2 separate regions of the Homo sapiens genome follow, and region 1 is linked to region 2. A link is an interaction called in ENCODE POLR2A ChIA-PET data of the cell type or tissue named here. Cell type or tissue: IMR-90. All regions are shown on one strand. Links, peaks and the distances in the headings refer to the core of each region. The heading gives the core; the rest is flanking DNA.

The links. ChIA-PET counts read pairs that join two places held together with the same protein. Peaks named below come from ENCODE experiments on the same cell type or tissue, not always from the same donor. Only the 100,000 strongest peaks of a DNase experiment are listed, where the experiment ranks them.
Region 1: POLR2A ChIA-PET joins it to region 2 with 11 read pairs; 14 of 35 experiments call an interaction of 5 or more read pairs at or near these places.

Annotation. Positions count from the first base shown.
Region 1 is chr14:104,921,491-104,924,384 of GRCh38, reverse strand. No RefSeq gene overlaps it. Among named protein-coding and RNA genes, the nearest start is that of PLD4, 1.9 kb to the left of the region's middle. RefSeq lists an enhancer at 1,728-1,777. In IMR-90, for the core only: no CTCF peak of the experiment used is centred there; no DNase peak of the experiment used is centred there.
Region 2 is chr14:104,972,019-104,974,912 of GRCh38, reverse strand. All of the region lies in intron 1 of AHNAK2 (AHNAK nucleoprotein 2), which reads left to right. Among named protein-coding and RNA genes, the nearest start is that of AHNAK2, 4.9 kb to the left of the region's middle. In IMR-90, for the core only: no CTCF peak of the experiment used is centred there; a DNase peak (open chromatin) is centred at 1,552; H3K27ac peaks cover 1,334 bases.

The DNA.
Region 1 (2,894 bases), core at 216-2,715, 51 kb after region 2:
ACAGGGCACTTCCACTTATCTGTGATCTGGAACTTGATCTAGAACTTAGTCACATGGCTACACTTAGCTGCAAGGGAGGCTGAGCAATGGAGGTAACTAGGGTCTTTATCTTGGAGAACGAAGCTGGGGCTGCTCACTGGCATATCTGAAAAGGTGGGCCTGGCTAGAAGCTCCTAGCAAGGGGCTCTGCCTCCCACTGCCCCACCCCCCGACTGGGGTCCCTGAGTAAGGTCTGGGACCTTGAGAACACTCCTACTTTCAATGAGGTCTGGGTGTCCACCCTGGCTCCTCCTTGTAAGGCCTATGTAGGGCAGGGGTCCAGGGTGATGGCCTCAGGGTGCCTGCAGGACACCAGTCAGGAGGGTGCAGTTCCCAAGGGTGGGGCCTGTCAGCTGCACCCCTGGGGCCAGTCTGGGTGGGCCAGGAAGTGAATGGGGAAGAGATCCATCCTCTCCCTAGCCCCTCCCAGATCTCTCTTCACCTTCCTGATGCTCTGATTTGGCCTTGGGTTCAGCCCTTACCTCCCGGCCATGGTTGGGGAGCCCCAGCCCTCTGGCTGGGTTGCTGGATGCCTGAATGCAGCTGGGCCCCAGGCATGCCCCCGAGGGTTGGGTCCTCCAGGGACTCTGGGTGAGGGTTACTCTGGGTATGGGGAGGGGCAGCCAGGTGGGTCCTGCTGTGACATTTGCAGGGCTGGGGCATGAGTATGAAGGGAGGCTGCCTTCCCTGCACTCAAGCAAAAGGCAGTTAGACAGAACAGGTTCTCTTCTGTCTTTTTTTTTTTCTTTTTCCTTTGAGAGAAGTCTCGCTCTTGTACCCCAGGTTTGAGTGCAACGGCTTTATCTCGGCTCACTGCAACTTCTGCCTCCCGAGTTCATACGATTCTCCTGCCTCTGTCTCCCAAGTAGCTGGGATTAAGGCACGTGCCACCACGCCCGGCTAATTTTTGTATTTTTTATTAGAGACGGGGTTTCACCATGTTGGCCAGGCTGGTCTCGAACTCCTGAACTCAGATGATCCACCCGCCTCGGCCTCCCAAAGTGCTGGGATTACAGGCGTGAACCACAGCGCCCAGTCTCTTCTGTCTGGACAACAATGGTGTGTGAGGGCCTGGAAGGCCAGGGGCAAGTGGAGGACCCCAGGGCTCCTTGGAGCACTCTCAGAAGTCCTTGCAGGAGGGCCAGCCCCAGCCAGTCCCCTCTCCGATTTCCCCACATTGTGAGGGGCCTCAATGAGCCCACATGCTACACCCAGCCCGTGGGTCTGAGCTCATTGCAGCCCCAGAAAAGCACCACGTCACCTCCCCTGGCTGCCCCTCAGGCCAGCAGGACTGGGTACAGCTCAGGCAGCTCTACCTCGGGAGGATGGATCCAGGCTTGGGGATGTTTAAGCAAGGAATCCTGGGCCTTGGGCTCAGGGTTCGGTGGACTGTCCTCTTGGCCTCTCAGGCTGCTTACCCTGGAAGAAAGATTGAGGCTGGAAGGGGCGTCTAGATTCGGGACCCAGGGCAGGCCTCTCAGTGGCTCCGAGGCTGGCTGTGTGGCCAGGAACGACCTGAGGGCAGCTCCTTGCCGGCTCTGCTCCCTGCGCTGCAGGCCCCACCCTGAGGTCTAGGGCCCTTTGGTCCCATGGGGTGTGGGGAGGGACTTTGGGGATTTCCCATGAAGCAAAACTTTTTTTTTTTTTGAGATGGAGTCTTGCTCTGTCGCCCAGGCTGGAGTGTAGTGGCGCCATCTCGGCTCACTGCAAGCTCCGCCTCCCAGGTTCAGGCCATTCTCCTGCCTCAGCCTCCAGAGTAGCTGGGACTACAGGCGCCCGCCACCATGCCCAGCTAATTTTTTGTATTTTTAGTAGAGACGGGGTTTCACCGTGTTAGCCAGGATGGTCTCAATCTCCTGACCTCGTGATCCACCCGCCTCAGGCTCCCAAAGTGCTGAGATTACAGGCATGAGCCACCGTGCCCAGCTAGTGCATATGTGTTTCTAGTTATTATATCTTCCTTATGGATCACCCTCTTATCATTATAACACATCCTTCTTTGTCTCTAACAATAATTTTTGTCTTAATATCTATATTTTCTGATATTAGTATAGGAACTCCACCTCTCTTTGAGTTGCTGTTTGAATGTTATATCTTTTCCTGTCATTTTACTTTTTTTTTTTTTGGACGGAGTCTCGCTCTGTCGCCCAGGCTGGAGTGCAGTGGTGTGATCTTGGCTCACTGCAAGCTCTGCCTCCCAGGTTCACGCCATTCTCCTGCCTCAGCCTCCCGAGTAGCTGGGACTACAGGTGCCCGCCACCACGCCCAGCTAATTTTTTGTATTTTTAGTAGAGACGGGGTTTCACCGTGTTAGCCAGGATGGTCTCAATCTCCTGACCTCGTGATCTGCCTGCCTCGGCCTCCCAAAGTGCTGGGATTACAGGTGTGAGCCACCGTGCCCAGCCTGAACATTTTTTCTTTAATTTCCTTTGTTATTTCAAAAATTAACTTTGTGGGAAAATATGACTCATTATTTGTCAGCAGAGCTAAGTTTTTTGTTTTTTTTTTTTTTGTTTTTTTTTGTTTTTTACCCCAAATAAGTACAGACTGTCAGAGCAGGCTTGTGGGAGCACTTAAACCCCACCGTAAGCACATCAGACACACCTCACCTCATGGTGGAGCTATGTCCTGATAAGCCCATCATAAATGGAAGCTGAAAATATTCTAAGTTGATAATGAAGAAAAAAAGAGAGACAACCCAAATAACCAAAACCAGAAACAAAAAAGAGACATTACAACTGATATCACAGAAATACAAAAGATCACCAGAGACTACATGAGAAATTATACACTCAGAAACTGGAAACCTGGAGGAAATGGAGACATCCCTGGACACGCGTAGCTGCCGAGATTGA
Region 2 (2,894 bases), core at 173-2,672:
GTATAGGTGCTGGGGAGGAAAGGCCCCCAAGCCCCAGCAAGTGGGGGGCACTGGCCATCTGGGGGTCCCTGCCACCCACTTCAGGAGTAAAATGCCACACTCTCCCAGCTTGGTCTTCCGGCTGGCAGAGACGGACCCTGCGCTCAGGGATGGTGTGAGTTGTGGGGGTGCTTCCCCGTCTGTCTGGCGGCCTGTTCACCCATCCTTCTGGGTCTCAAAGCCACCCCGGGAACCCTGGGACCTGGGAGGTCATAGCTCAGCAGAGGAAGGATCCACCCATTGTTCAGTCAACAAATGTGAATCCCATTTTTGTGGCCAGTGCAGCCTTAGGGGGCACAGAAGGGCCAGAGAGGGCTCCCTGGAGGACAACTGGCCCAATGGAGACCGGGACTGGTCATGAAAAAGAAGCGGAGGCAAAGCAGCAGGAGCCTGCAGAGGCTGAGGGCGAAGTCAGGGACCTGCAAGTTGTTCAACCCAGTGCATCTGGGACGGGGTGGGGTGAGGATGGAGAGGTGGCAGCGTCAGCTGCTGGAGGGAGGGCTTTGTCCTGAGGGCACCGGGGAGCCCCATAGGTCTTAGGGCAGTTTTGGTGGGAAGGAAGCTGCTCCGTGGGGGATGTGGAGGCCAGGTTAGCTAAGGGAGCTTAGCGGAGGCTTAACTGGACACACAAGGAGGACGGGGCATGCTCCTCTGCTCCCCTCCACCCGCTCTAAGGGTGACGGGATCCCCAGCCACGCTGCGAGCTTGAGGGTGTCTCCACCAGGCCCCACCTGCACTCAGCCTGGGCCTCCAGATTTCCCTTTATTTTTCTTTTTTTGGAAGTCATCGGCTGGCCGGGAGTCAAGGCCTTCCTTGCTCGGATAAATATTTAATAGTCAGAAGCACTTTCTAAAATGGAAACATGGAGCTGAGCCCAGGAGGCAGGGGATGGGGAGGGGCTGGGGCGGGAGGCGGTACTCCCCCATCCCCGCACCCCACAGAGGCCAGGCAGAGGTTTTTGCAGCCACCGCCCTCCCCTCCCCTCCGGCTGCGGGTCCCTGCCCTGCCAGCTCTGCTGCGCACTCGGACCTGCTGACCCAATGTGTGCTTGTGAGGGTGGGAGTGGCATCGGGGCCTCCTCTCTGCAGAGCTCTTGGGAGGGACTCCTTCCTGCAGGGGTGGCGGTGGTGGGAGGCTAGGCAATTGCCCAGGCTGTTCCAGGCAGGAGTCCGGAAAGGGATCTCAAGCCACACCCCTGCCTGGACGCTGCTGAGGGTATAGCCAAGCAGGGGCAGCTGGGGGTACCCGGGATGTGGCAGGGGCAGGACACTTGGGGGACCCTTACTGGGCTATGTCCGTGTGAGCCCTGCCGGCTGGAGGGGCTGTCAGGTGATGGCGCCTGGGTGGGCAGGAGGCCCCATGACTCACCCCCACCAGGTGGAATTAAGGCCCCTTTGTTTAGGGCCACAGCCTTCGGTCCTCGCCCTGCTCCTGCTGCTTGGCAGGCCTGGCTCCTGGGTGAGCCAGCACCGCGGGCTCCTTGGTGACACACGCCCTGAGAATGCCGAGCTTCACGCCTTGGCCTCCTCCCGGCTGATTCACCATCCGCTGCCCTCAGCCCTCCCTGGCCCCCGCCAGCAGCCGAGTTCCCATGGCGACTCCTAGCTGGTCCTGGGTCCTAGCAGCTCTGAGCCAGGACTAGCTGTTCAGTGCGCATCACGGGACATGCCGGATGGCCTAGGTCTCAGGGTCTGTGATGTGGTGGCTTAGCAGAGCCCCTGCTTGCCGTCCCTCCAGCTGATCAGACACCTGCCTGACCACTGAGTCCCACCACGTGGTGCCAGGGGTCCGGTAGGTGGGGCCCCCGGGAACTGAGGCAGGTGAGCAAGGCCCTGCCCAGCACCCGCCTGCTGGTGGTCAAGTGTGCCTCTCTTGGGACTGGGTAGCAACAGGGGCAGGTGTGAAGCATGGCTCTCCAGCTCTTACCCTTCCCAGTAAGTGGCCCCCTGAGCCAGAGCCCAGGGCCTCCAGCCTGACCCCATCCCTTGCTGTGTGTCTGCACCGTGCTGTGGGCACCCACCGCCAGGGGCTCTGGAGCCGAGGGCTCGGTTCTGAGTGCCTGGCGGGGGAGCAAGTCCAGGATCTGAGCTGGGAGGGTGCCCCAGGCAGAGCCAGTGGCACGTGCTTAGAGTCTGGAGAGGGCCTGGGGCAGGGTGTGGTGCGTTCCCATGGCTGTCCGCGTTGGGGAGGGTGCACCAGGAGGAGATCTCCGTCATGTGTTCCAGGGCTTGGCGGACCACACTGGCCGCACTGCAGCGAGGGTCTGGGAAGGGCTTGCGTGGCCAGCGCTGTGGCCAGCTGTGCAGGGCACCTCCCTCTGGCTGCTGTGAGGTGGGCGTAGCTGGGGTGGGGGCCCCAGCAAAGGCTCTTGCGGGGGTCAGTGCTGTGTCTGGCATGACGGCCCCGCTCTGTGCCAGCGTCTCCTTCCTGTCCCACTCCAGCAGGCTGGGCCTCTGGGTACGGCGCTGACTCAGCCAGCCCTGCCCTGCCTGGCTGAGTGTGGGTGTCAGGTGGTAAACAGTAAACAGCGTTCCCAGGTGAGAGCTGTCTGGGAGTGTCCCTGGAGCAGACGTGGCCAGCTTTCCTGCCTCCGTGTAAATAGAGTCGTTTTCTATCTTTGTGACCGTTAGGTTTTTGTGTCAGCCTTTTTAGGGTATTGCAATGGGGGGAGGCCCAGAAGGGGCCTGGAATCAGGTCCCCACCTTTCAGGCCTGAGGAGCCCCTGAGGCCTCTCCCACCCCATTTGCCGGCAAGTGCCCCTGCCCTGGGGCTGGGACAGAGCCTTCCCTGCCCTTGAAGTCCTCTGGCCTACTTGAGGACCCCTTCTCTGTGTGCCCACCTCAGGCCACCCTGGC